Regions from separate parts of the Homo sapiens genome. Here region 2 is linked to region 1. A link is a loop called in an ENCODE intact Hi-C map of the cell type or tissue named here. Cell type or tissue: ascending aorta. All regions are shown on one strand. Links, peaks and the distances in the headings refer to the core of each region. The heading gives the core; the rest is flanking DNA.

Region 1 (9,651 bases), core at 1,089-9,088:
GATGGCACTGGGGTCCAGGTGCAGAAGCCTCCAGTGTCCACGGGCACCTGAGCTTCCAGCACCTTCCCTCCTGCTGGGCGGTGGCCTGTGCCTGGCCGCAATGGAGGCCGCCTTCCCCACTGCCCCTCTGAGCCTCAGTCTGTCCTCCCTGCAGCCACCTCCCCTGGCCAGGTGCCCCGGGGTAACTGGTGGAGGCTTTCACGTAACTTGGTTTCCAGCTGCCTCTGTACACACACAGGCACCTGTTCCAGGCTTGGCCTCTCTGTACACACACACGGGCACCTGTTCCAGGCTTGGAGGCTGAGAACTTGGGGGCAGAGATCTCAGGGCATCGGCTTGGGCGGGGTCCTTGGGCAGGGCCTTGGGCTTCCCTCGGCACTTTCCTCAAGGACTGGGGCCAAGCTTCACATTCTGTTGCTGGCATCAGTGCCATTTGGGAGCAAAAGTCCGACAGGCTGGGTCTGGGCCTCTCTTCACCTTGTTTCCTGGGATCGCGCTTTGGGTGCTGGTGTCACTCCAGATCCAGGCTCGGGAACCACATCTGCACAGCAGAACAGGCGCTGTTCTTATCTTGCGTGCGGGTCAGGACATCCCCCCGGCCAGGAGTGCTTCCTCCGAGGCCCACAGACAAGTTCTCGCTGGGGGACTGGGGACCACAGCACCTCACTCCACCTACACTCTAGAGAATTCAAATCTGAGTATTGGAAGATTTATTTTCAGTTACAGTGGAAGGCAGAGACATGAAATAGCACCAAATTCAAAAGCAGCTCATAAATCCAGGTAATAGGAGTTTATTGATTGCTACATTGTATCTGTCAGAAGAAAACTCCTTTAATGAACACATCAGGCCGAGGACATACACAGCCCATTGGCAGCCGACTCCGATTCCAGAATCGATGCATTTTGATAAATAGGTTGTTATGGAAAGTAAAGGTTATTTAACTTGTTTGACTTGCATTTCACAGTGATCGCAAGTTGCCCTGGAGCCCTCTGAACCTTCTGAGTCGCCCTCGCTGCCGCAGGACCTCCTCCCGCGGGGTGTCCGACCCGCTCTTGCTTGGCTGAGACTTTGTTTAAACCCTGGCTCCGATGCCTCTGAGCCCTTGATAGCAGCGTCCCAGCCTGGAAGAACAAAACCAGCCACTTTTCCCCTTGGCAAAGGCACAGCAAGGCGGGTGAGGCGGGCGCTGAGTAGTCTGGGAATGGGCAGGGAGATGTCGACCCTCGGAGCTGAGACTGCTCTGTGCTGAGAAGCTAGAACAAAGCCTGACATGTTCCAAGGGGCAAGCTCAGGGCTGGGAGGGAAGCAGCGGGGCCGCCCCTTTGGGTGGGGGTGCCCAGGCCTTGCAGACAAGACACTGGCCAGAGGAGGTGGAGCAGGGGTACTGGGGCAGAGGGGCCATGTTTGTGCAGCAGGATGGACCCTGGAGGGCCCCGGCCTAGAGGGGGCCTTTGCCAGGAAGATGCCAGGAACGTCCAGGCCAAGGCGTCCGGGCAAAGGCATCCAGGCCCGGGAGACGCATGTGGGACTTGGGCTTTCCTCTGTGGGCAGTGGGAAGTCTCTCCCTACCCCTGGAAGGAGCTCCAGGCAGCAGTGAGGATGGGGATTCTGACACTGGAGTGGGGAGCCGGCCCTGTGGTGCTGGCTGGGCTGAGAGCGGCACCACCTTCTGATGCCCAGGGTGGGAAGGACACACGACTGCCACCATGCACTGAGGGCCCTGCACGCCACACACGTGCTCTGAGCACTGAGGGTCCCCTCATGCCACGCACAAGTTCTGGGCACAGAAGCACCTCTCAGAATCATCCCCGAGACAGGCGTCCATCACAGAGACAGGTCTCAGTCCTGCACTGATTGGCTTCGCCCAGTGCTGCTGGGGGAGTCTCAGACACAGCCTTTTTCCGACAGGTATAGCTGCCACTTTCTCCGGCACAGAAGCCTGGGGCCCTGGGAATGGCACCATGTTGCGCGCCGACCCCTACGGTTCTTCCCTCCGCATGGCTCAGTGGAAACCGTGCGTGCAGCACAGCAGGCAGCTGGGGCCTGTGACGACCCTGGGGTTGGAGGCCAGGCAGGGCTATCACTGAGAAGCAGGGATTTGGGGCCTGGGGCCCAGGGAATGGACAACTCCCCAAGCTGCCCCCACCAGTCCTTCCTGAGCACTGGCTCTGGAAGAAGCATCTCGGGGCAGAGGCAGCCAGGCCCAGGCAGGGAGAGACCCCCAAACAAGGCCTACAGCAGGGTCTCAGGGCCTGACCATGCCAGAAACAGCCCAGAGCCAGAGAGGATGGGCAGATACTCAGTGCCACCACTCCTGGGAGATCTCAGCACCAGGGCTTCGACCTCTGGGGATACACACCCACACCTGCTGAGATATAACACATCTGCAGAGACACAGCCACGCCTGCAGAGACATACCCACACCTGCAGACACACCCACACCTGCAGACACACCCACACCTGCAGACACACCCACACCTGCAGAGACACAGCCACACCTGCAGACACACCCACACCTGCAGACACCTACACCTGCAGGCACACCCACACCTGCAGACAGAGCCACACCTGCAGAGACACCCTCACCTGCAGAGATACAGGCACACCTGCAGAGACACAGCCACACCTATAGACACACCCACACCTGCAGAGACACACCCACACCTACAGAGACACCCACACCTGCAGACACACCCACACCTGCAGACACACCCACACCTAAGGAGACGGGGTCTCGCAGTGGGCGGAGAGGTTGGGTCTTGCATCTAATCAGCCATTGATGGGCCTCTCCTGTGAAGGGCACTCATTCCTTGTATTCATAAATTAAGCTCATGTGAGTTTGTTCTTTAACAAGTTATTGCGCGATCATAATCCATTGCCGACGTTGGCGTGACTCACCATGTCATGAGCCCACTCGGGGCTGGTGCTGCTGGAGATGGGGAAGAAAATTGCTCCATAAACCAAAAAGCAACATTTTAAAACTTATAAAAAAGATTCGCAGGAAATTAGAAATAACACACAGGGGTTCCTTGTGCCGTCCCCCCAGTTTCTCCCAGCATCAGCCTGGTGTGTAACGGTGGTACATCCTCAGTGCCGTGCGTAGCTTTGGTGCAGTCTCAGCCCCGTGCGTAGCTGTGGTGCAGCCTCAGCCCCGTGAGTAACTGTGGTGCATCCTTGGAGCCAGGACACAGGCAGCTCAAGAGGGTGCCGGGGACTTGTCAGCCTTGGGGGCAGGCAGTGATGGCCTCTCCGGCAGGACCAGAGCAGGGCAGTGGCTCCATGCTGCGCTGGGTCTCTGGGTGGTGCAGGCCAGGGTGGAGCCAGGCCAGAAGCTGTATGGAGGGCCCTGAGCACCTGGCAGCCTCCCTGGTGTCAGCAGCTGTGGCATCCGTGGGGCAGGAGCAGCCTGGACGGGGTGGCTCGGTGCGATTAAGAGATGCTATTGGAAGATTGGTGGCTGTCTGGTCCAGAGGGGACACACAAGCCAGGCTGCACAGCAGGAGCAGGAGCCATGGCGGGTCCCACGGGACTTGGGACAGGCTGTGTCCAACCCCGCCCACAGCCCAACCTGCACACCCCCTTCCAGCCGCCCAGACTACCCCAGGGGCGCAGTGAGACCACTCTCCTGTCGGGGAGCCTCTGGTTTTTCTGCTACCCATCAGCACAGAGTTCCAGAGTTCCAGAGCTCCATAAATAAGCCTGGAGCCCACCTGGGCACACCCATCCGTCTTGTTTAATAGACTGAGGAGCACGCCATGGGTCTCAAGGAGTGGTGAGGTGGATGGATGGGGCCTTTCTGCGTCCAACAGCATGATGTATAATGAAGTATTTATGATTTATTCCAGCTAATAACCCATGTGGAGTGCAGGGTATGTGGAAGCAGACAGTTGAGGCCTCAGCACTGCCCTTACATGCCCTGCATGCTCCCACAGCCACGGCACACATGTGTGCGTGCACATGCTCACAGTCACGCATACCGCGCCCTCCCAGCTGCACACACGCTCGCAGGCACGCACACTATGGGCCCATGCGTCATGAGACAGCTTCGGGCTGGGAGTACAGGCTCTGAGGCTGCAGCCCGCTCTTCCCGACTCCCCACCCTCAGTGGCTGGTGGTGTCTGTGTTGAGCTACTCGAGAAAGGAAGAAAACGAAGGAAGCTTGGTTCCCACAGGAGCTCCAGGAACTGCACGGGGAGGAGCAAGGGCCACGTCGTGGCTTTGCCTTAGGAAGGAAAACGTGGGGCAGCCCCGGCCATTGTTCTAGGACCAGCATGGTCAGGTGTGGAGGGCACAAGATGGGCACCAGCAGGAGGCTCCAGGCACCCAGGAAAGGCCCTGTCCTCCTCAGCCACCAGCCCCTCCCTGTGGCCTCTGCGTGGGCCTTGGTGCCTCTCCCATCCAGAGGGGCTGGGCATTCACTGCTGGAGCCCACCGTGGTGGGATGTTGTAATGTGTCTGGTTCACTTCTTTTACTGAATATTTGGCCTGGATTCTTTTGTGGGCCTGAGAGAAATGGCAGGACAGGGCCTGGTGGGCCTCGGCCCCTCTCCCAGAGCAGCCTGCCTGCATGAGGGGCGGCCCCTCTATGCTGCAGTCCCAGGGGCTCCGTCTGGGGGCCCTTGCAGCAGTAGCAGCACAGCCAGGAGGCCCAGCACACCCTGGCACCCATCCTGAGGGAGGGTAAAGCATCAGACCCTGTGCTTGTTGCTCAGAAAAGGCCACGCATCCCACCCATGGCCAGTGGTTATCAATCACTGTCACAGAAACAGGGCCTGAGCCGGCTTCCTAATGCAGGGTGTCTGCAGACCACAGGCCCAGCAGGGCTTCTGGCACCTCCTGCTCCTGGCAGGCTCTGGACCCACTGCTGACCTGCCCCTGGAGGAAGTGCATACAGCTGAGCATGGGGAAGGGACCCCACAGGAAGGGCAGACCCCACATCATGGGCACAGTCCCACCTTGGGACGCACGTCGTGACCACCAGGAATGTGGGCTTACCTGGCATAGCTGTTTCTCCGTTGGGGTTGCCACAGGGTAGTAACCAGAGCCCCCTTTCCTCAGAGGACACCGTGGTGTTTAAGGACGGCCAGTTAACCAGAGCCCCTTTTCCTCAGGGGACACCGTGGTGTTTAAGGATGGCCAGTTAACCAGAGCCCCTTTTCCTCAGGGGACACCGTGGTGTTTAAGGATGGCCAGTACTGGATCCGAGGCCGGACCTCAGTGGACATCATCAAGACTGGAGGCTACAAGGTCAGCGCCCTGGAGGTGGAGTGGCACCTGCTGGCCCACCCCAGCATCACAGGTGCGTGGCCGGACTTGGGCCAGGGAGGCCAGGCTAGACGGGTGCTGCCTTCCATGTTTGAGTTTTAGACGACTGCAGATGAGTCGACGCCGTCCCAGCTGCCTGCAGGGGTCCCTGTGATGCTCACCTCTGGTCCCTGCCCTGGCCAGGGAACATGGGGCTAGTGGGGGTGCAGCCTGCTCGGTGTTGGAGCCACTGACCCCGTGCCCACCAGAGCTCCCAGGCCTGGCCGGGCGCAGCTCCCATCTGCATGATTCCCCTGCAGGAAGGTGGCAGGGAGAGTGCAGAGAGCCAAGGGGCGGGAAGGCAGAGCCCCTGTGAGTGCCCAGTCCCCAGATCCACCGTGGGGAGCCCGTCCTCACTCCCCTCCCCACAGGCCCAGCCAGCACCAGGACGAGTGATTGGAGTGGGGCCTGTCCAAGGACGGGCTCCAGGGCTGCGGCCAGACTGCGCTCTTCCTGTGTGTCCAGGCACTCTTCGGCCTGTAAGGGTCACTGAGGCATCCCCATGTTCTCAAACTGTTCTTCTATCCGCAGATGTGGCTGTGATTGGAGTTCCGGATATGACATGGGGCCAGCGGGTCACTGCTGTGGTGACCCTCCGAGAAGGACACTCACTGTCCCACAGGGAGCTCAAAGAGTGGGCCAGGTAGGGCTGGGTGGGGCGGGCAGGGAGCACTCATGGGGTCTTGGGGGTCCAGTCTTGAGGGCCACCCTAGGTATTGGCATCGTCCGTCTTAGAGGTGGAGATGAGGGATCAAGAAAGACCAGCAGTGAGGGTCCTTAGAGACCTGAAGGCCGCACACAGCAGGTAGAGACGAGGGCAGGGGGCAGGAGCCGTGCTCAGATTTGACTTGGTGGCAATATTCCGAGGGGGCAGAAACTCACATTCCTGGGACAGGGCCCTGTACGGCCTGTGGTGGGTTCCGTCCTGGTCCCAGGAGAGATCCCGGATGAGCCAGGCCAGGCCCATGCAGGAGGTGCATGGAGCTGAGATCCAGGGTTGACACCAGCTGGCCGCACGCGCTGGGCCCTTCCCCGCCAGGCCACAGGCAGCCTGTCCACCTGCCGCCCCAAAGCCAGTGCTGGGCCCCAGCAGAACTGCAAGGCCCACCCATTCTCCGTCGGCACCTGCACGGCCTCTCCCTCTCCTGCCCTGGGGGTGGGTCCTGAAGGTGCCTCACACACCTCCAGTCAGTTCCACGGAGACCCCAGCACCATCACCATCCCCTCAGTCATTTCACTTTCCCCTCCATGTCCAGGGCAGGGCCTGTTCCTCAGCGGTGGCCACCACCCAGTCCTTAAACTCACCTGCATTTTTTGTTTTGCCTTTACCTTACCCAGAACCTTTCCCCAAGGACTTTCTCCCACCTGTCTCACCCCCAGTGGTTTCTGATGCATGGGATCCACAGACCCTCCACTTTTGCCAGCAGTGGTGGTGGTCACGCCCAGGGCTGAACCTGAGCTATGGCCTTGTCAAAGGCCGTCAGGACGGAAGGGTATCCCATAGGACCGTCAGGGCAGAGCCAGGCTGAGCTCAGAAAGGAAGCTTTTAGTTTCACCTACAGTAATTTCTTTTGTTTTTTTAATTTATAAAGAAACGGGGTATAATTGGCTCATGGTTCCACAGGCTATACAGGAAGCGTGGCTGGGGAGGCCTCAGGAAACTTACAGTCATGGCAGAAGGCAAAGGGGAAACAGGCACATCCTACATGGCCGGAGCAGGAGGGAGGAGGGAGGAGCCACAGAGTGAGTGAGGGAGGAGGGAGGGTCCACAGAGGGAGGGAGGGTCCACAGAGTGAGTGAGAGAGGAGGGAGGGTCCACAGAGTGAGTGAGGGAGGAGGGAGGGGTCACAGAGTGAGTGAGGGAGGAGGGAGGGGCCACAGTGTGAGTGAGGGAGGAGGGAGGGGTCACAGAGTGAGCAAGGGGGGGAGGGGCCACAGAGTGAGCGGGGGAGGGGCCACAGAGTGAGTGAGGGAGGAGGGAGGGGTCACAGAGTGAGTGAGGGAGGAGGGAGGGGTCACAGAGTGAGTGAGGGAGGAGGGAGGGGTCACAGAGTGAGTGAGGGAGGAGGGAGGGTCCACAGAGTGAGTGAGGGAGGAGGGAGGGGTCACAGAGTGAGCGGGGGGGGGGGGAGGGGCCACAGAGCGAGGAGGGGGTGGGAGGAGCCACAGAGCGATGGGAGAGGGAGGTGCCACGCACTCTCAAACATGCAGGTCTTGTGAGAACTCACTCACTAGCACGAGAACAGCAAGGGGAAAATCCACCCCTGTGATGCAGTCACCTCCCACCAGGTCGCTCCTCCAACAGCGGGGATCACAATTCAACATGAGATTTGGGTGGGGACACAGATCCAAACCATATCGTTCCTCCCTGGCCCCTCCCAAATCTTACGTCCTTTTTACATTGCAAAATACAATCCTACTTCCCAACAGTCCCCCAAGTCTTCACTCATTTCAGCATTAATTCAGAAGTCCACAGTCCAAAGTCTCGTCTGAGACAAGGCAAGTCCTTTTCACCTATGAGCCTGTAAAATCAAAGACAAGTTACTTCCCAGATACAGTGGGGGTGCAGGCATTGGGTAAATACACCAGTGCCAAAAGAGAGCCGCCAGCCAAAACAAAGGGGCTGCGAGCCCCAGGCAGGTCCAAAACCTAGCAAGGCAGTCACTGAATTGTTTTTTGGTTTCTTCTTTTTTGGTTTTTTTTTTTTTTTTTTTTTGAGACGGGGTCTTGCTCTGATGCCCAGGCTGGAGTGCAGTGGCATGATCTCAGCTTACTATAGCCTCTGCCTGCAAGCAATTCTCCTACCTCAGCCTCCCTAAGTAGCTGGGACTATAGGCATGCACCACCACACCCAGCTAATTTTTGTATTTTTTAGTAGAGATGGGGTTTTGCCATGTTGTCCAGGCTGGTCTCGAACTCCTGACCTCAAGTGATCCACCTGCCTCAGATTCCCAAAATGCTGGAATTACAGGCGTGAGCAACCCCACCCAGCCCAATAAATCTTAAAGCCCCAAAATAATCTCCTAAGACCCATGTCTCACATCCAGGCTACACTGATGCATGGAGGTGGCTCCCAAGGCCATGGGTATCTCTGCTCCTGTGGCTCTGTAGGGTACAGCCCCCATGCTGCTTTCATAGGCTGCTGTTGTGTGCCTGCAACTTTTCTAGGTGCACCACACAGTGCAAGCTGTCGGTGGGTTATTCTGGGGTCTGGAGAACGGTGGCCCTCTTCTCACAGCTGCAGTAGCCAGGGCCCCACTGGGGACTCTGTGTGGGGGCTCCAACCCCATCTTTCTCCTCTTCACTGCCCTGGAGCAGTGGCCTGAGCTCTATCTGGAGCCCTTTTAGCCCCAGAGCAACAGGGATGCAGGGGCCAGTGTCCCTCAGGGCAGTGGCCCACAAAACCATTCTTCCCTCCGAGGCCTCCAGGCCTATGATGAGAGGCACTTCCATGAAGGTCTCTGACACGCCTAGAGACATTTTCCTCATTGTCTTGGCGATTAATATTCAGCTCCTCTTTACTTACGCACATTTCTGCAGCCAGCTTGAATTCCTCCCCAGAAAATTGTTTGTTTGTTTGTTTTCTACCATGTGATCAGGCTGCAAATTTTCCAAATTTTATGCTCTGCTTACCTTTTAAATCTAAGTTCCGGTTTCAGGTCATCTCTTTGCTCATGCTTAACAAAAGCAATCTTTGCTCCAGTTCCCAATAAGTTCCTCATCTCCCTCCGAGTCTACCTCAGCCTGGACTTCATTGTCCATATCGCTATTAGCATTTTAGTCACAACAATTTAACAAGTCTTTAGGAAGTTCCAAACTTTCCCTCATCTTCCTGTCTTCTTCCGAGCTCTCCAAATCGTTCCAGCCTCTGCCTGTTACCCAGTTCCAAAGCTGCTTCCACATTTCCAGATGTCTTAACAGCAGTGCCCCACTTCCCTGTACCAGTTTTCTGTGTTAGTCCAGTCTTGCATTGCTATAAATGAAGCCAGATTTTTCTCAGCCACTTTGCCAACCGGGGACCTCCGTGGCTGGTGACACCCCCAACCCAGGCCTGCCACAGAAGGCACCCACACACTCGACCCACTGGGCCATGCTTGGCTTATGCACTGGCTCAGCCCACCTGTGTTATAGCTTATACCTGCATTCATCGGTTCCCAAGTTCTTGTCCCGCGTCCAAGAAGAATGAGGTTACACTGACAATTCAAAGGGTGAGGAGAGTGGAGAAGAATTTTATTGAGCAATGAAACAGCTCTCAGCGGAGAGGGTATGCGAGGGTGCTGAACCGCCCAGAGTTGGGTGTGGCTGGGTCTAGGGCTTTTCTGGGCACAGAATGGGGAGGGGCAGGC
Region 2 (9,651 bases), core at 870-8,869, 57 kb after region 1:
TCTGCAGCCTGATTCCAGCCTGGCTTGGATTCTAAGGATGTTAGAATCCTGACCCCGAGCCGCAGCCACACCGACCACCTCCACTCGGGCCCACGCTCAGCTACTGCTGTGCTGTCCACTGTCTTTGCAATTTCGAGAACCGTCCTAAAATCTCGAATACGTTGGAAGCAAGGCCTGCATTTCATTTTGCACCTAGCTCCACACACCATGTGGCTGGCCCTGAGTATATGGGCCCTCCCACACCAGTCCATGGCCGGCCTCGGCCACCTGGAACTCTGGGCAGAGCTTTTACCCAGCCCGGCCTCTTGACCTCTCATGCCTGTGCTGCACTCTGTGGCTGGGGCAGGTGTTTTAGGCTCAGACAGTTTCCTTACTTTAGGCCAGTCACAAAAGATCCTTTTGGGCCTTCCACAAGGATCAGAGGAAAACAAACAGCAGCTGGCCTTGGGCTGCCACCCCAGGCTGCTCCCCTGTCGGCACTATGGCCCCCTGGTGTGGCAGACCGTCGGCCCAAACACAATGGCTCCTGTATGGCCTGCGGGGCCCCAAGCTCACACTGGGCCCCAGCGAGGAGCAGCAGGGATGCCAGGCCTGTGACCATGGTGCCCAGCAGCAGCACGGGGCGGCGTCCACAGCAATCTGCCGTCAGGAGCAGGAAGACCAAGGCTGCCGCCTCCAGGCCGGCCTCCAGGAAGTAGGGCAGGTAGAAGGTCGGCACCTGAGGTGCCAGGCTGCGGCGGAAGCTAGCTCTGATGCCTCCACCAACCAGCCTGGGAGAGAGAGCAAATCTATGGGCCCAGCCAGAGCCGGGGACTCTGGGGACCATATGCCCACCCCGGGGGATGGTGCAGGACCCCAGCCCTTCCTCGACTCACGAGCTGAAGCCCAAGATAAGCCCGTTTCTCCAGGTGACTCGGGTACGCAGAAGCCCCAGTGGGGAGTGGTACCGGGGCTGGGGGCTCCGTGCAGACAGCATGGTCAGCTCTGTAGCCGCAGAGATGTGAGGGGAGGGGGGTGAGGAGCTGTGCCTCTCCGAAGCCCTCCTCCAGTACCTGAATCTCCCTCCTCCCTGGTAGGCGCCTGACCTGTAGCCAGGGAGTTCTCCTCCAAGGAACTGTCCCCGGGGCCCACGCCACTGGCTTCTGCAAAGCGCCACAGGATCTTCCTGGCTCGAGCTACCTGACCTGTGGCCAGCAGCCAGCAGGGAGACTCGGGGAACAGGGCCGGGAACCTGCAGCGTTGGTGAGGATGCCCACGGCTCCCTCCACCTCCTCCTGGAAGGAGAGGCAAAGGCCAGGGCCCCCACCCCACCCCCAGGCTCAGGGGCAGGACATCACTGTAGTTCTCTGTGACCCTGTAACCCATGCGTTTACCTGGCATGGGATACGTCGGTGCAGAGGGAAGCTACATAGTCAGCCCCGATGAGGGCTGCTGGCCCAGCTCCCACCACACTTACCCCCAAAAGAGCAGCAAGAGTCCACTCATCAGGGCACCCAGCCCCTGCAGAAGACGCCAGTCCTGCACAAGCGCAGCCAGGCCGGGCAGCAGCAGGGTGCCCACCACCGAGAAAAGGCCAGCCCCCATGGAGAAGGCCAGGCGGTGGGGAGGGTCACACAACTCCAGGCCTGGGCAGACACAGACAGGTTGAAGTGGAGGCCTCGGGGAGGACTGGAACAGTTCCATTGGGAACTGCGGGGACCTATTGGTGACCTGCCCAGGAGCGGGATGCCCAAGGGACTCACTGCTCACTGTCCCTGCAGCTCGGGGCCCTCGGCAAGGGAGCCTCAGAGGCCTGCGGGCCACCCACTGCCCCTCCCCCAGTGACAGCAGCCCCCAGGGTACTCACGAGCCAGATACAGGGCGAGGAGGGCCCCTGCCAATGTGCCCCCGTGGAGTAGGCGCAGGACCAGCAGGGTAGGGAAGCTGGCAGCCAGGGCCTCACTGGCCCCCAGGCCTGTGGTCAGCACCAGGGAGGCCACAAAAACTGCCCGGCGTCCAAACCTGGTGGGCAGCGGGGGACATGCTTGGACAGGGTCAGGATAACCCAGGGTCCAACCTTCATCCTGGCAGCACCAGGTCTAGCTGAACCCTGAGAGTGGGCGGAGGGGAGGGCTGCTGGGCAGCAGGAAAAGGGAAGGGGCCTCACCGGTCACAGCCTGCTCCCAGGATGACACAGCCCAGCAGCCAGCCCAGGAGGTGGCTCACCTGCTCCAGCGGGACCTTCCAGCCGTCTCCACACACAAGGTTCCACTATGGGGAACAGCAGCCACGTGGAGGCCAGCTCAGGACCCTCCCCTGGGGACAGGTGCAGGGAGTCCCAGAATGGCTACTGGAAGGGGCCCTCCATGTCCTGCTCAATCCCTCCGTGGAGAGAAGGGGAAACTGAGGCATGAGAGGGCAAGGGGCTTGGTCCAGGTCACACAGCAGCCTCTCTGGTCTCCGGCAGCCCCTGCACAGGGGTCGGGGGGATCTGCCCACCCTAAGTTTTCTGCTTGTCCCTAGATAGGGCCTCCCCCACCTCCGCACACCATTGCTCTTCCCCCACGGCCAGCTCTTGTCCGACCCGTTTCCACCTCCTATTCCGAGGGACCCCGGGGACACCCAGGGCCTTGGTGGCGTCATAGACACAGCCCCCACCCCAGCCGGCCAAGGGTCATAGCCATGACACAGGCCTAAGAAATGAACCCCAGCACCTGCGCTGGTACCCACGCCCTCCCTGCCCTGCCCATTTCAAGAGGGACTCGGGCAGCGGCTGGAGAGCTGTGCTCAGCGGCATTTCCCGGTGAGGCCCTTGACCCTTGACCTCAGCTCTGCGCCTCCCCCCACCCCTTCCGGTTCCTGGGTCTTCTTGGCAAGCTTAATCTACTGCTGGGGGCCGTGCTATGCCCGAGATTTTACTTTCAAACCTGACGTTTTGGGAAAGCTGATGGGGCATTCCTGGATCCAGGCACCAAACAGGAGGAGGGCAGGTGGGAGGTGGGAGGGAGCAGGGTGGAGAGAGAAGCCCGGCGGGTTCCAGGGCCCCAGGCAGCCCTTGTGAAGATGTGGCAACCCCGTTCCAGTTTCCACACTGGGGCCAGTCCTCCCAGGATGGGGGATGGGGGCCTCGGGGTAAAGGCTGCCTCAGGGGTGTGCAGGTCTCAGCCCCAGCGCGGAAAGGCATGAAAGGGGCCTGGAGGTCCCTGCCGCCCGCCTCCCCATCTCTTCTCACGCAGATCGTCAAGGTTTCCCTTCAGGCAATGCAGTCTCTAGCCCAGCCTCTGCGCACCTCACTGATGGGAAGCCCACCTTCCCCAGTCTGTGCTGACCACGTCAGTCCCTCCAAGCAGAGACTCTGCCTTGGAAAGCCAGCCCAAAGCCACGGTCTGCTGAAGACGCTGGTGGTCCTGAAGCAAATTCCAGGCCCTGCTCCCCCACCGGCGCCTTCGGCTCCAATCCTCCAGCGCCCCAGGCCGCCCCGCGCCTGGCAGCTCCCAGGCCCAGATTCAGCCCCCGCCCGGCCCCTCTCCGCGGGTCCGGCCCGTGCGCGCCCGTCTGCGGCACCGTCGGGCCGGCGGCCGCCCCGGAGCAGGAAGCCCAGGAGGACGGCCGGGGGGCCCGGGTCAGAGGCGCCAGGTAGGATGGAGAAAGGACACCCAGGGCCTCGGCGGGCTGGGGGCGGGGAGGGCTGCGGGGCAGCAGGGACGGGGGCGCACCTGGGTGACCGGGCTTTGCAGGAGGCCGGCGCCGGGCAGCGCGTAGAGCCAGCCGCGTGTGCAGGGCCGGGTGCCGTTGCGTGCGGGCGCGGGGCGCGGGCCCGGGGCGGGTGCAGGGCGCGGGATCGGGGTAGCGCAGGAGCAGGCAGGGGCTCGCGGCTCGCGTGGGCCCCAGGCGCGGGATGGCGGCGTCCAGCAGCGCGGGTCCGCGCAGGGCGCGCAGCGCTGGGGGCAACAGCGTGGGGTCCGGTCGGCAGTGGGGCGCGGGCTGCGCGGTAAGCAGCTCCTCGGAGCTCAGCACCAGCCCCAGCACTATGCAGGGTACCCACGAGGCGGAGGCCAGCAGGCGCCGGGCCCGGCCAAAGCCGCCCGCAGCTCTCAGCACCCGCGCCTCCTGCTCCATCGGTCGCAGGCTGCGCTCGGGACGGGGCGGGGCCTGGACCAGGGCGGGCTCCTGGGGCGGGGCTTTGGGGCGAGGCATTAAGGGGCGGAGCCTGAGTCCAGTGGAGGCGGGGTGTGGGGGCGGGCGGTGTGAGGGCGGGGCCTAAGGCGTAAAGGGGCGGGGCCCGATCTGGGGCATAGGGCGGGGAGGTTGAGGGGCGGGAAGGTTGAGAGGCGGGGCTTGCGGCCGAACCGCGAGGGGGCGGGGCCCCGTGAGGGCGGCACGTGGGGGCCGGGGGCGTGGCAGGGGCGTGGCCGGGAGCGCTCAGGTGCCCTCGCGGCGCAGGTGCACTCAGGTTGCCCGGGGGCGCGCGGGCTCCGGCCGGCGTCCCGGGGTGGTCCCCGCGTGGGGCCGGGGGCGTCCGCGCGGGCGGGGCGAGGTCGGGGAGGGCAGCCGCCCGCCCTCCTCGGCGCTGGGAGCTTTCGGCTGGTACTGCGGGAGGAGCTCCCGGGTGACCCGCGGGTTCTGAAACCGCCGCTCGGGAGCTCGGGGCCTGCGCTGCGTCTACGGGGCGAGCGAGGGAGAACTGACGCCTTTCGCCCGGATCCTTCTCCCCTTCCGAGAACCAGGTAGGTCGCGTTTATTTTCAAGTCCGACTGTTTTCGCGGTAACATTTGTGGGAAACATCACGGTGGATCCTGTGGGTCGCTGAGTTTTCTGACTCCCGGTTTGTCTTATTTTGCTTTGTCAGTGGGCTCTGCGCTCGCGTTAACAATTCGAATGGGCACGTTTCTGCGTTTCAGAACGCTGTTCGCTTCCTCACACTTAGATTGAGGTGGAACTCACGTCACATAAACCGGGTCGCAAGGCTCAGCTCAGCGGGGCCCCCCCAACAGTGTTGCGGGACCAGCACCTTCTCGGGCTCCGGAACAGCTTCTACCCGAGCAGAGCCCGCCCGTCGGCGGCCGCTCTCCGCGCCCCTCCAGGGCCCTGCAGCCCCCGCCCTGCTCCGCGGACCAGCCTGTTCTGACCTCCGTTCAATGGAGCCCTACGTGCTGTGGCCTTTTGTGTTCCGGCGTCTTTCGCTTAGAATCGCGTCTTCAAGGTTCGTCCCCGGTGGAGCGGGGATCAGACCCGCGTTCCTTTTCAGGAGTGAATAATATTCCGTGGATGGAGCCCACACGTTTCTCTCTTCCTCTGTTGATGGACAGTGGGTTGTTTCCACTTTTTGCCTTTTGCGTCCAGTGACACGATGAACATTTTCGTACAAGTATTTGGGTGCCTGTTTCCATTTATCTTTGGTGTATACCTAGGCATGAATAGCTGGGCCTTAGGGTGTGAACTGTTTGTGAAACCGCAGAACGGTTTTCCGCAGCGGCGGTTCGATTTCACCACCAGCAATACAGAAGGGTGCTCGTTCCCCGACATCCTTGCCAACACCCATGTTCCGGTTTGTTTCAGTTATTTTATTGTGATAAAGCACAACAAAATGTATCATCTTAACCATTTTAAGTGTGCAGTTCAGTGGTATCAAATACATTCACACTATGGTGCAGCCGTCACCCCCATCCAGCTCCTTAACTCTGTTCACCTTGTAAAACAGAAACTCGATGCCCGTTACATAGTAACTCCCCATAGCCCCTCCTCCTCGCCCCAGGGAACTAGCATTCTGTATTCTGTGTGTGATTTTGACTAAGCTAAGTATCTCTTAGAAGTGGAATCACACGGCATTTTTCTTTTTGTGAACGGTTTATTTCATTTGGCATAATGTCCTCAAGATTCATTCATATCTTTCCATATGTTAGAATTTCCTTCTTTTTAAAGGCAGAATAATACTCCATTGTATGGATATGTCACATTTGGTTTACCCATTCATCTGTTTCTGTAAACTAGGTTGCTTCCACCTTTTGGCAATTGTGAATAATGCTGTTATGAACATGAAATATAAATATCTCCTTGACACCCTGCTTTGAATTATTTTCAATGTATATACCTAGAAATGGAATTGCTGAATCAGAGGGTAGTTCTATTTTTAACTTTTTCAGGAATCACCATACTGTTTCTACAGTGACTGCACCATTGTACATTTCCAGCAGCAAGGTACCGATTTCTCCCATCCTCACCTACATTGTTATTTTCTGGGTTTTTTTGATGGTAGTCATCCTAATAATGGGTATGGGATGGTATTTCATTGTAGTTTTCATTTGCTTTTTCCTAATGATTAGTGATATTGAACATGTTTTCATGTGCTTATTGGTCATTTGTATATCTTCTTTGGAGAAATATCTGTCCAAGTCCTTTGCCCATTTTTGAATTGGGCTGTTCCTTTTTGTTGTTGTTGTTATTGAGCATTAGCAGTTCTCTCTTTGTTCTAGATATTAATCCATTATTATATATATGATTTCCAAATATTTTCTCCCATTCTGCGAGTAGCTCTTTTACTGTGTTGATATTGTCTTTTGATGCACAAAATTTTTTCATTTTCATGAAGGTCAGTCTGTTTTTCCTTTTCTGGCATGTGCCTTGGGTGTCATATCTGGGAAATCATTGCCAGGTCTCGTGTCATGAAGCTTTTGCCCTATGTTTGCTTCTAAGAGTGTTATAAGTTAAGGTCTTACATTAAGGTATTTGATCCGTTTTTAGGTAATTTTTGTATCTGGTGTTACGTAAGAGTACACCTGCATTCTTTTGCATGAAGATATTTCGTTTCCCCAGCACCATTTGTTGAAAAACCACTGTCCTTTCTTCATCGACTGGTCTCGGCACCCTTGTCAAAAATCGTTCGACCATATTGAGGAGTGTTCATTGCTGGGCTCTCTATTCTATTCCATTGGTCTAGATGGCTGTCTTCATGCCAGTACTACACTGTTTTGATTACTGAAGATTTTTTTTTTTTTTTTTTTAGAAAGAGTTTCACTCTTGTTGCCCAGGCTGGAGTGCAATGGCGTGATCTTGGCTCACCGCAACCTCTGCCTCCCAGGCTCAACCAATTCTCCTGCCTCAGCCTCCCAAGTAGCTAGGATTACAGGCATGCGCCACCACGCCTGGCTAAATTTTGTGTTTTTAGTAGAGACCGGGTTTCTCCATATTGGCCAGGCTGGTCTCAAACTCCCAACTTCAGGTGATCCACCCGCCTCGGCCTCCCAAAGTGCTGGGATTACAGGCGTGAGCCACTGCACCCAACCCAATTACTGAAGATTTTAGGTGAGTTTTTTCTTTTCTTTTTTCTTTTTCTCTTGGAGACAGATTCTCGCTCTGTCACCCAGGCTGGAGTACAGCAGTGTGATCCTGGCTCACTGCAACCTCTGCCTCCCGGGTTCAAACGATTCTCCTGCCTCAGCCTGCCGAGTATCTGGGACTACAGGCACGTGCCACCAAGCACAGTTAATTTTTTGTATGTTGGTAGAGACGAGGTTTCACTGTGTTGCCCAAGCTGGTCTCAAACTCCTGAGCTCAGACAATCCACCCGCCTCAGCCTCCCAAAGTGCTAGGATTACAGGCATGAACCACTGTGCCCGGCCTGAAGTAAGTTTTGAAATCGGGAACTGTGAGTCCTCCAGCTTTGTCCCACGTAGCTGGGACTACAGGTGCCCACCACCACGCCCAGCTAATTTTTTTGTATTTTCAGTAGAGACGGGGTTTCACCGTGTTAGCCAGGATGGTCTCGATCTCCTGACCTTGTGATCCGCCCAGCTTGGCCTCCCAAAGTGCTGGGATTACAGGAGTGAGCCACCGCGCCCAGCCCAGCTTTGTTCTTTTTAAAAATTATTTTGACTATTTGGGGTTCCACAAGGTTCCATATGAATTTTTTTTTTTTTTTTTTTTTTTTTGAGACGGAGCCTCGCTCAGTTGCCCAGACTGGAATGCAATGGCGCGATCTCGGCTCACTGCAAGCTCCGCCTCCTGGGTTCACGCCATTCTCCTGCCTCAGCCTCCCGAGTAGCTGGGACTATAGGAGCCCGCCACTACGCCCAGCTAATTTTCTTGTAGTTTTAGTAGAGACGGGGTTTGACCGTGTTAGCCAGGATGGTCTTGATCTCCTGACCTCGTGATCCGCCCGCCTCGGCCTCCCACAGTGCTGGGATTACAGGCGGGAGCCACCGCGCCTGGCCCCCACAGTGCTGGGATTACAGGCGTGAGCCACCGCGCGCGGCCTATGTGAGTTTTTAAATGAATTTTTCTGTAACAACAATGTCAGTGGGACTTTGATACGAATTCCCTATCAAAATGTTTTGATAGAAGAATTAATACTGTTTTGAATTAATCAAAATTGATTGCACTGAATCTGCAGATTTATATGGGCAGTGTTGACATTTTTAACAATATTAATTCTTCTAATCCATGAACATGGGATGTGTTTTCATTTGTTTATGCTTTCTTTAATTTTTTGTAGATTTTTATTGCACAATTCTTTTACCTCCTTGGTTAAGTTAGTTATTAAGTATTTTATTATTTTATTATTTTATTATTTTTCTTTGAGATGGAGTCTCGCTCTGTCACCCAGGCTGGAGTGCAGTGGCCGCCATCTCGGCTCACAGCAACCTCCGCCTTCCAGGTTCAAGTGATTCTCCTGCCTCAGCCTCCCGAGTAGCTGGGACTACAGGCACCTGCCACCAAACCCGGCTAATTTTTTGTATTTTTAGTAGAGACGGAGTTTCCCTGTGTTAGCCAGGATGGTCTTGATCTCCTGACCTCATGATCCATCCACCTCGGCAGTATTTTATTCTTTTACTTTTATTTTTTCAGATAGAGTCTTGCTCCGTCACCCAGGCTGGAGTACAGTGGCACCATCTTGGCTCACTGCAACCTCTGCCTCCCGGGTTCAAGCAATTCTCCTGCCTCAACCTCCCAACTAGCTGAGATTACAGGCGCCTGCCACCATACCTGGCTAATTTTTTTGTATTCGTAGTAGAGATGGGGTTTCAACATGTTGGCCAGGCTGGTTTTGAACTCCTGACCTCAAGTGACCCGCCTGCCTTGGCCTTCCAAAGTGTTGGGATTACAGGCGTGAGCCATCACACTTGGCCAAGATGCTATTGTGAGTAGAATTATTTCCGTAAATGCTTTTTTAGATTGTTAATTGATAGTATATAGAAATGCACTGGTTTTGCATTTTGACATTGTATCCTGCTACTTTGCTGAATTCATTTATTAGTTCGAACACATTCTGTCTGTGTGTGTAATCTTCAAGGATTTCCCGTATATAAGATCATATCCTCTGCGAACAGATGATTTTACTTCTTGCTTTCCAATTTGGGTGGCTTTTATTGTATTTTCTTCCCGAATTGCTCTGGTCAGAACTTCCAGTACTATGCTGAGTCCAAGTGGTGAAAGCCAGCAACCTTGCCTCGTTTCTTATCCTAAAGGAAAAGTTTATTCTTTCACCATTCTGTAAGACGGTTGCTTTGGGTTTTTCATATATGACTTTTTTTTTTTTTTTTTTTTCTTTTCGAGACAGAGTCTCGCTCTGTCGCCCAGGCTGGAGTGCCATGGCGCGATCTTGGCTCACTGCAATCTCAGCCTGCCAGGTTCAAACGATTCTCCTGCTTCAGCCTCCCGAGTAGCTGGGACTAC

Evidence for each region. Peaks named below come from ENCODE experiments on the same cell type or tissue, not always from the same donor. Only the 100,000 strongest peaks of a DNase experiment are listed, where the experiment ranks them.
Region 2: a loop joins it to region 1, with 4 times the contacts of the local background. A loop is called at or near these places in 2 of 110 quality-filtered maps.

Annotation. Positions count from the first base shown.
Region 1 is chr16:89,140,102-89,149,752 of GRCh38, forward strand. ACSF3 (acyl-CoA synthetase family member 3) reads left to right here. Exons shown (of 11, transcript NM_001243279.3): 9 at 5,166-5,300; 10 at 5,837-5,948. Among named protein-coding and RNA genes, the nearest start is that of LINC00304, 14 kb to the right of the region's middle. In ascending aorta, for the core only: no CTCF peak of the experiment used is centred there; no DNase peak of the experiment used is centred there.
Region 2 is chr16:89,197,567-89,207,217 of GRCh38, forward strand. It overlaps SLC22A31 (solute carrier family 22 member 31), which reads right to left and starts at 2,971. Exons shown (of 9, transcript NM_001384763.1): 1 at 2,912-2,971; 2 at 2,147-2,250; 3 at 1,847-2,001; 4 at 1,457-1,625; 5 at 1,086-1,231; 6 at 876-984; 7 at 556-770. The coding sequence starts at 2,935. RefSeq lists enhancers at 1,251-1,874, 3,123-3,745 and a silencer at 4,038-4,127. In ascending aorta, for the core only: no CTCF peak of the experiment used is centred there; a DNase peak (open chromatin) is centred at 4,135; H3K4me3 peaks cover 1,618 bases; H3K27me3 peaks cover 3,145 bases.